2 separate regions of the Homo sapiens genome follow, and region 1 is linked to region 2. A link is a contact called in ENCODE Hi-C or POLR2A ChIA-PET data. All regions are on one chromosome and are shown on one strand. Each heading gives the region's core, a stretch centred on a gene start or an enhancer-like site at or near the end of the contact. The rest is flanking DNA. Distances are from core to core; before and after follow the strand shown. Region 1 overlaps LINC00862 (long intergenic non-protein coding RNA 862). Region 2 holds the start of KIF14 (kinesin family member 14).

The links. A loop is a pair of places that touch in the nucleus more often than their neighbours do. ChIA-PET counts read pairs that join two places held with the same protein, here RNA polymerase II (POLR2A). Pooled maps may share reads with other maps.
Region 1: a loop to region 2 is called in a pooled map, with 5 times the contacts of the local background. The contact joins the enhancer-like site here to the promoter of KIF14 in region 2. A Hi-C loop is called at or near these places in 5 of 50 pooled maps. POLR2A ChIA-PET finds 5 or more read pairs at or near these places in 2 of 52 experiments (activated naive CD4-positive, alpha-beta T cell and naive thymus-derived CD8-positive, alpha-beta T cell).

The regions. Positions count from the first base shown.
Region 1 is chr1:200,349,274-200,354,285 of GRCh38, forward strand. All of the region lies in intron 4 of LINC00862 (long intergenic non-protein coding RNA 862), which reads right to left. Among named protein-coding and RNA genes, the nearest start is that of LINC00862, 22 kb to the right of the region's middle. RefSeq lists enhancers at 3,301-3,801, 3,802-4,302. Within about 2 kb of position 2,963, at least 6 of the 41 ENCODE cell types and tissues checked have a DNase peak (open chromatin) inside an H3K27ac peak, as active enhancers do.
Region 2 is chr1:200,618,369-200,623,128 of GRCh38, forward strand. KIF14 (kinesin family member 14) reads right to left here and starts at 2,383. Exons shown (of 30, transcript NM_014875.3): 1 at 2,043-2,383; 2 at 1-470. The coding sequence starts at 355. RefSeq lists an enhancer at 1,651-2,152 and a silencer at 2,321-2,470.

The DNA.
Region 1 (5,012 bases), core at 1,713-4,212, 270 kb before region 2:
GAGGTATTGACATTAACATTTTGTTACTAGTTCTGCAATATTTAAGCTCCATATATCACTAATATAAGGATCCAAAAATAAGATAGGCTAGAAAAAAAAGACTCAGTTTTTCCTAGGCAGGCTTCAAGCCTATTTGCAAAATAAGTATGGTACATATATACATGTATATATATGGCCAATAATTTATCCAATAATCCAAATTTTTGTTAGCTGCCTGTATCTATCATATACTGTGGAATCAATGTATTCAATGACCAGGTGAGGTAGTTTACAAAAACCACCACAAGTTCTCCCTTCCACATCCCTGCAATGTGATGTTGCAGTTCTTCCCATCAGAAAGTTGAGTCTATTTCCTGCCCCTGCATTTTAGTTGGCCATGTGACTTGTGAAGCAAATGTACGCAAGCAGTGGCTTTAATTCACCTGTGCTCTGGGTTTACTCTCCTGCTTGCATTTGTATCCCTAAGACCACCATGTGAATAAGCCCGTGCTAGCCTGCTAGAGGAGTGGAAACATGGAGGAGCACCAAGGCTCTTAGCCAGTGGCCACACATAAGGGAAGCCTTCCTGGATCACCTGGCCACCATCTAACCCATTGGTTGGCTCCAGACATGGGGACAAGCCCAGAAGACATCAGCTACCCAGCTGAGCTGCCCAGACTAGAATCATCTGACCACAAAATCACAAGCTAAATATATGATTGTTTAAAGCCATGAAATTTTAGTGGTAGGGGGAATTGTTACTAGCAAAAACTAACTGATTTGGCCAGGCTCAGTGGCTCATGCCTGTAATCCCAGCACTTTTGGGAGGCTGAGGTGAGTGGATCACCTGAGGTCAGGAGTTTGAGGCCAATATGGTGAAACCCCATCCAATATGGTGACAGGGTGAAACCCCTTCTCTACTAAAAATACAAAAATTAGCTGGTCGTGGTGGCATGTGCCTGTAAGTACCAGCTACTCAGGAGGCTGAGACAGGATAATTCCTTAAACCTGGAAAGCAGAGGTTGCAGTGAGCTGAGATTGCACCACTGCACTCCAGCCTGGACATCAGAGTGAGACTCCATCTCAAAAAAAAAAAAAAACCTCCAGCCTGGCCAATATGGTGAAACTCTATCTCTACTAAAAATACAAAAATTAGCTGGTCTTGGTGGCATGCACCTGTAGTCCCAGCTACTCAGGAGGCTGAGACAGGAGAACTGTTTAAACCCGGGAACCAGAGGTTGCAGTGAACTGAGACTGTGCCACTGCACTCCAGCCTGGGCATCAGAGTGAGACTCCATCTCAAAAAAAAAAAAACAAACAAAAACCTCCAGCCTGGCCAATATGGTGAAACCCCGTCTCTACTAAAAATTCAAAAATTAGCTGGGTGTGGTGGCACGCAACTGCAGTCCCAGCTACTCATGAGGCTGAGGCAGAAGAATCGCTTGAACCCGGGAGGCGGAGGTTGCAGTGAGCCGAGATTGTGCCACTGCACTCCAGCCTAGGTGACAGAGCAAGACTCCATCTCAAAAAAAAAAAAAAAAAAAAAAGGCCAGTCGCCTGTAATCCTAGCACTTTGGGAGGCCAAGGTTGGTGGATCACCTGAGGTCAGCAGTTCAAGACCAGCCTGACTAACATGGTAAAACCCCATCTCTACTAAAACTATAAAAATTAGCTGGGTGTGGTGGTGCACACCTGTAGTCCTAGCTACTCGGGAGGCTGAGGCAGGAGAATCACTTGAACCCAGGAGGCGGAGGTTGCAGTGAGCAGAGGTCACACCACTGCACTCCAGCCTGGGCAACAAGAATGAAACTCCATCTCCAAAAAAACCAAACAAACAACAACAGAAAACTGTATATAATATATACATATTTTTGAGACAGCATCTTGCTGTGTCAGCCATGCTGGAGTGCAGTGGCATGATCACAGCTCACTCTCAAGTGATCCTCTTGCCTCAGCCTCCCAAGTAGCTGGGACTACAGGCATGCACCACCAAGCCCGGCTAATTTTTGTGTTTTTTGATAGAGATGGGGTTTTGCCATCTAATTAAAAATAAAAGGAACTGCAGAATATTTTACTGGGGAGAATAAAAAGAAGACTACTCACCTTGCTTACTCAGTATCACTCACAATATGACCCCTGCCTACCTTTCTATGGGTGTTTCTGAAGATTGCTCTTCATATAATCTATCCTCCAGCCAAACTGGGTTTCTCAGATTGCTTTGCATTTTTCTGCTTCCCTCCCCTCCTACCTTTCTCAGATGTGCCCTCTGCCTGGAATATTGCCTTCCAGAAATTAGTACCCTCCCAACTCAGTACACGTGTCTATCAAAACACTAACAGCCCCACCCATCTCACAGGATCCTCTGAATCTTTCTCTCTATTCAGTGACTATGGCTTTGTGCTGCCTTCAAGGCATTACTATTTCATTCTATGCCAAAAATACTCATCCAAAGGCCAATCCTACACACAAGTTCTGGGGGGTCTCTAAACACGCTAAAATCATTGCAAAATCATGTGAGCCCAAGCGCACACACACACGTGTGTGTGTGTGTGTGTGTGTGTGTGTGTACACACTATGTGCATTTTTTGGGGGAAAGAGGACACATATGTTTCCCCAGATTTTCAAATCTTCCACGACCCTAAAAAAGTAATTTAATTCTCATTTGGTCATTTTGTCCTTCCTGCTTCACAGTAACCTCCAGGATTTGTCCAGATCAGTGCCTCCTTAGTGCCTGGAAAAGAGCCTGGCACAAAACAGGCATTAGGTTGTTGAGTTCAACTGGATAGAGTCAACACACATGTTGGTGTTTACCAAGAAGAGAGGGGAAAGTTTTAAAAACAAAGAAGGAAAAGAAAACCCTTCATTCTTTCAAATTAAAGATTGTATCACAACCCAAACAAGAACAAAAGTGAAAGTGAAATTACTGTATTTTTTTTTAAAGCTTTCAGCCCAGCCTACTGGCAAGGCTAAGATTGTGGACCAGGAGGGATCTTTTGCAGTCCTCAGTCTGCCTCTGACTCCCTGGGATCTTGGGTAATAAGTATCTCAAACTCGCTATACCTCATTTCCTATTTATGCAACATGGAAAATAATTCTTGCCCCTTATCTACCAAGTAAGGAGACTGTAAGGAAAACAGATGACACACAAAATGCTTTTTGAACTCTTCATTAGGCAGAGTCTTTACAAATCTTTTCGTCAGAGAGTCTGTGGTTACAAAGGCCCACTCGGCTCTAGTGGTTGTTTTGATGTCCTGCCTTCTTTCAGGTCTAAAATACTTCCAAATGTGCTCAAATTTAGCATTGACATAAGAAAATCTTGGGCTGGAATGCTCTCTGACCACATGCTGGAGCAGCATTTCTCAACAATTTTTAACTCATATTCCCATTTGATAAGCATTAAAAATCTCACTCCTTTTTAAAATTTTGTTTTATGAAAACAAAGGTTGGTTTTTTTCCCCTTTTCAGAGTATATAATTCTATAATAAATACTGCTTGGCAAAAAAATTGGGAATGAACTGTTGATTTGCAACAGCATGAACAAATCTCAAATGCATTATGCCATGTGAAAGAAGCCAGACCAAAGAGAAGAGCACATGGTGTATGATTCCACTCATATAAAATTCTAGAAAGGCGGCCAGGCACAGTGGCTCATGCCTGTAATCCCAGCACTTTGGGAGGCCAAGGCGAGCGGATCACCTAAGGTTGGGAGTTTGAGACCAGCCTGGCCAACATGGTGAAACCCCATCTCTACTAAAAATACAAAAATTAGCCGGGCATGGTGGTGGACACCTGTAATCCCAGCTACTCGAGAGGCTGAGGCAGGAGAATCGCTTGAACCTGGGAGGCAGACATTGCAGTGAGCCGAGATCATGCCATTGCACTCCAGCCTGGGAGACAGAGTGAGACTCCGTGTCCAAAAAAAAAATTTCCTTTTTCAAACTATACCCCTCTCCACCCTGTCCCCATAAACATTGTTCTGAACAGTGAGCACACTGACCACCTAGGAGGTCCCTCATTCATTCTTGAGCCCCCAAGACTTAGCACAGTAAGCAAGCTCTGACTGTCAGTACCCGCCTTCCACATAGGCCATTTCCTGCCCTAAGATCTGTTCTGTTCTCTCCTGGGAATGACCTTTTCCTGCTTCTGTTTCTTCTTCATTCCAGATGCAGCTCAGGAATCTTCTCCATCAGCCTTCCCTGAATCTCTGCTCAAGCCTGTGCTCCACAGCTCCTGAGCATGTTTCTAGCTGCCACTCACCACTTTGTACTGATTTTATCTGTTGAAGCTTCTAGCCTTCCTCATGAGATAGTAAACAGAAAGGGGTTCTTAACCTTTTTTTGTGCCTCCTAAAGCCTTCTCAAAATATGGTAAAATAGACATAGGCATATGCAGAAAACTAATTATGAAATACAGTTATCAAACTATTCAAACATTTATTGGCTGTCATACCATATGTGCCTTGTTATTGATCTAGTGGTAAATCAAATGACTACCATTATTTCAAAGTAGTGATATGTATAAATGGGAATAGCTGTCACTCCTGTGGCTTGTCATTACCATTGATAACTGAAGGAAATACTGTATTGCAGTTAGAGGGTGATAAAACTGTAATCTTTTCCTATAAAAGTTCACAGGGCCCCTGAATTCCACCCAAGGACAAGGAGCCACAGGGCCCTAGAAAGGTTTTTAGAGGGGCTGTGTCCTCTTTATCTTTGGGTTCTCAATGCCCTCAGCACACAGCAGGGAACTTAATATCTCAGCTATAAAACAAGGTAAGAACAATAACAATATTAAGTATAAATTCAAAAAACTAAGATAGTTTTTCCTGCTAATACTTGTTACTATTACTACTAGTATGCTTACACCAAAGTGTGTCCTGGAAAATGGTTTACCGACTGCCAAAGACCTTGAAAATACATTTACCTGGAACCATAGCATTCCCTGGCCACCTCATAACATTCTTCAGTTCTTCAAAGTATTAGCATAAAACCATGGAAAGAAATATATAAAGATCAGGGGGATTTAGAGGAGGA
Region 2 (4,760 bases), core at 1,133-3,632:
GACGTGTTTCTGCTGTTTTTTCAGTTGTGTCTTCCAACTCACTAACAAGCAAAGATGATTCTTTGTTCCTTGTAGTTCTCCTCTGAAGTGCCAATCTACCTACAGGATTAGGGGTAAGGGGCATGTCTGCTGTTTTTCTACTGGCAGAAATAACATAAGTTCTATTTATGTCTCTGACTTTACCTGCAGATCTCAATAATGGATCATCATTTTCACATTCTGACATATCCGACTTCAAATGCAGCTTAAGTCGGCTACTGTGGGTGAGGGCATTCAGTGATGAACTATTTTGGGAAGAAGGAATATCAAGAATATCACCGCTGTTATTTCTATTATGAGTACTGTGTAATGACATTTTGGCAGACAGTTATTTTAAAAAAGAATGTTACTAAGACCCTAAGCTCTTCTTTGGACATTCATTTGATTTCCAGCCATTTCTTATGTATCCATTTCTGAAAGTATCTGCTAAACTAAAAGAAAAAAAAAAGATTTAGATCACACAGACTACAAACAAGCTTTAAAAATATAGAGAGAACATCCCATTGTGTAAGTAAATTCCCAGAGGCATACATTACAATAGATCACAATCTGCAGCTCAGATACTGCTTCCAAGCAACTTCAGGCAAGTCTCTCAGAGAACTTACCATCATTATTCAACAAATATTGACTAAGTTTCCATTAGTGCCAGGCCCTCTGATAGATACTGTAGACTTCAAAGACAAGAATACAATTCCCATTTCTTTAGTCTAGAAGAAATATACTGATAAGCCATATATCAGGCCAAATGTGTCAAGTGACTTAGAAGATGTAAAAAGTGCATGCCAACATAGATTTTCAAGTACTTCCAGTGTGGGGAATGGGAAGGACTAAAGGAAACCCTAGCACCTAAATCAGAGTGTGGAGCAAAGTATTTTTATAAATACCTGCTACACGTATTTTTTTTTTTTGCCAATGTTCCATAAGAAGGTTTATTTTATTTTATTTTTATAAAAATATTTTTTTTGAGATGGAGTCTTGCTCTGTCACCAGGCTGGAGTGCAGTGGCACGACCTTGGCTTGCTGCAACCTCCTCCTCCTGTATTCAAGCAAATCTCCTGCCTTAGCCTCCCAAGTAGCTGGGACTACAGGCGCCCACCACCATGCCCAGCTAATTTTTGTATTTTTAGTAGAGACGGGGTTTCACCATGTTGGCCAGGATGGTCTCGATATCTTGACCTTGTGATCCGCCCGCCTCGGCCTCCCAAAGTGCTGGGATTACAGGCGTGAGCCACCGCGTCCGGCCCATGTATGTTGAATACAGGAATGCCTATAGAGAAGATTGAATTGATTGGTGTCACGAGGCAGATTATTCCCAAGTACCACAGGCAGTAAGTACGATAAGTACTGTAAATTAATTGTGTTGAGAAAAACCATGCAAGATTAGATAAACAGACAACCTGCCCTTTAGCAGTAAGACAACAAATTAGACAGAGGTGTATGTAAATATACAGCAACAATATCTATCAGGTATTAACGTTTTAAAGAAAGGGAACAGCAGTGACAGCTAAGAGACCTGGCTTTTAGTCAGCTTTGTATCCAACTCCTTACAAGGATGTAAACAAGACTTTAAATTTGCATGCCGGGTTCTAACCTGTAAAATGACACTGGTTCAAACTATTGCAAAGATTATTGCTAGCGAGGAACAAATTAATGGAAGTTCATTTTTAAATGAGGCTTTTAAATTTTTACATAAATAACAGTCATTACAAAAAAAATTCGTCAGCTTATAAGCATCTCCCATCAACGTTTCAACTCAAAATACAGAATTTTCCTGTTATGAAATGAATTTAAAGGCAAAAAGAAGATTCTGGAAATTCTCTTGCAACTAAAAACCATTTGCGATTTGCACAAATCAATACGGTTTCTGTTTGAGGAGTTTCGCCATCAGATTTTAAAGAGGACTGGAAGGAATACAAGGAAAATAAGCACAATCCAAACCAAAACATCCGGTGATTCTGTTCTTTCTCTGCTAGTCATTACCAGGGGCTATGACTAAGAATTACCTCTTAATGCCAACCGACTCGGGGAGACTCGGGGAGAAGCCCACGGGCCGAGAGGCCCTGAAGTCCGGCTTCCCGGTCCCAGCAGAGACGCTGCCTTGCGCCCTTCGTTCGGGGACCCCTTCGCCGCCGACCTGGAATGCTGAGGAACTGAATGGGGGACTGGAGCTAAGACCACCCGCCCGCAGAGCAGTGGTCGCCTGTAGGGAAAGCGTCCGCACGCCCTCCCCAGTGCCGAAACTTCGCCCCTCCGCAGGGTCCGGCACCTTGGGGACCCCCTCGACACAGTCCCCACGCCACTCACCACCTCCAGCGCCGGCTCCCCAGAAGGCCGCAATTTGAATGGGCGCCCCGCCTTCTGATTGGCTGCTGGGCGTCGCGTCGGGTGCCGCGCCTTTGCTTCCACCCGCCCCCCGGAAGTGCCGGTGGTTGGGCTCCGGTAGCCGTCTCTGAATGCTGGACTCGCCCCACCCTCATCTCCCAGGCAACGCTCCCTCCCCTCCTCGGGTTCTGCTAAAGCGTGGAGCTTGGCCCCCTTTAAATCCGACCAGAGGAAGGGGCGGCGGTCGCGGGCGCAGCGGGCCCCTCGTTGAAGTGGGTGTCAAACGAAAAGCATGACAGTGACACTCTTGTCGGTCTTTAATCTAAAAGAAGCCATTACATCGAAGACTTCACATTGTAAATGGATATTTGCCCCCAAGTTAATCATAATAATTAACTTTTCTAGTGTTTCCTATGCAAGGCGTTCACGTAGGAAATATGCTAAATGTCTTATATGAATTTTTAAACAGTCCTGAAAATCTTGTGAGATAAATATTAATGTTATCCCTCGTTTACAGATGAGGAACTGAGGTTTAGAGTTAAACTTGTGAAAGATCAGACAATTAGCAGTGGCATAACTAGAACTTGAAGGTTCTTGCCGCCGTACAATGTAACTCCGTTTCAGTAAAAGTTCCCTTTTTTTAATTTTTTTTTTCTTTTTTGAGACGGAGTCTCGCTCTGCAGCCCAGGCTGGAGTGCAGTGGCCCCTGCAACCTCCGCCTCCCTGGTTCAAGCGATTCTCCTGCCTCAGCCTCTGGAGTAGCTGGGATTACAGGCGCGCACCACCACGCCCAGCTAATTTTTGTATTTTTAGTAGAGACGGGGTTTCACCATATTGGCCAGGCTGGTCTCGAATTCCTGACCTTGTAAGCTGCCAGGCGTGAGCCACTGCGCCGCCCAGCCCCCATAAGATTTTGAAATCTGAAAAAATATTACAAATACATTCTGAAAAATAACCAAATAAATGAGAAAGACTAGATAAATAGATATTGTAAAGCAACAATGTTTTTTAAACAGGCAAAAAGTACAGAGATATTGAAGAAGTATTCACTGAGATAGAGACCATAAGTAGCTCCAATTATATAGACCAACCAAACAGATGATAAAGTACTCATTCTAAATCTTACTCTAAAAATCATTCTAAAACTCAATTAAAATTAAGGTATAAGGAAACTATCAGAAAATAGAATATAATATTTATCAGGGCCAGGTGCGGTGGCTCACGCCTGTAATCTTAGCACTTTGGGAGACCAAGGCAGGCGGATCACTTGCAGTCAGGAGTTTAAAACCAGCCTGGCTAACATGGTGAAACCCCGTCTCTCCTAAAAATACAAAAATTAGGCAGCCGTGGTGGCGGGCCCCTGTAATCCCCGTTACTCAGGAGGCTGAGGCAGGAGAATCACGTGAACCGGGTAGGCGGAGGTTGCAGTGAGCCGAGATCGCGCCATTGCACTCCAGCCTGGGGGACAAGAGAGAAACTCCGTCTCAAGAAAAAAAAAAAAAAAAGTTATCACATCTATGGGAAAATGATCATTCAATTTAGAAACAAAGCAAGATATGTCAAAGAAAAGACAGACAAACTCAAATACATAAAAATTTTAAACATATGTATAATTCAAAATAATAAAAATAAAATGTAACTGGAAATATATATTAAACATGACAGAAGACATAAAGACCTTTTTCAATTTTAAAAGGAAAATAAGCTCATAAATAGAATAAAGCAAGTATTTTTTTAAATCCACCAGAGGGAGACAAACAGAAAGAAAACGTGGAAAGAGTCGAAGTAAAACTGGCACGTTTGAAGCTTTCTGGATTATGTAAGATTTAAAGAAAAATGATTAACTCATGCTAATTAATGATCTCTTAAGATTAAATTTTTTTTTTTTGAGACGGAGTTTCGCTCTAGTTGCCCAGGCTGGAGTGCAATGGCTTGATCTTGGCTCACCGCAACGTCCGTCTCCCAGGTTCAAGCGATTCTCCTGCCTCAGCCTCCCGAGTAGATGGGATTACAGGCGTGCACCACAACCCCAGCTAATTTTGTATTTTTAGTAGAGAAGGGGTTTCTCCATGTTGGTCAAGCTGGTCTCGAACTCTCGACCTTAGGTGATCCACCTACCTCAGCCCCCCAAAGTGCTGGGATTACAGGCGTGAGCCACTGCGCCCGGCCTAAGATTAAATCTATTACAATTTAGCAAATTTCACAATTTTTAAATTATTAAAATGTGGTATGTATTTTCCTGGTGTTTGTATCTAGTTGCACTTGGGGTCTATAACGAAAAGGTGCAATAGGAAATTAATAATTTTAAAATGCAAAGGACAAAGCAAAAGTTGTGGAAAAGTGGTAAGAGCACTTTGGATTCTAGCTGAGGATCTGTCTCAACCTAATGGTGAGACCAG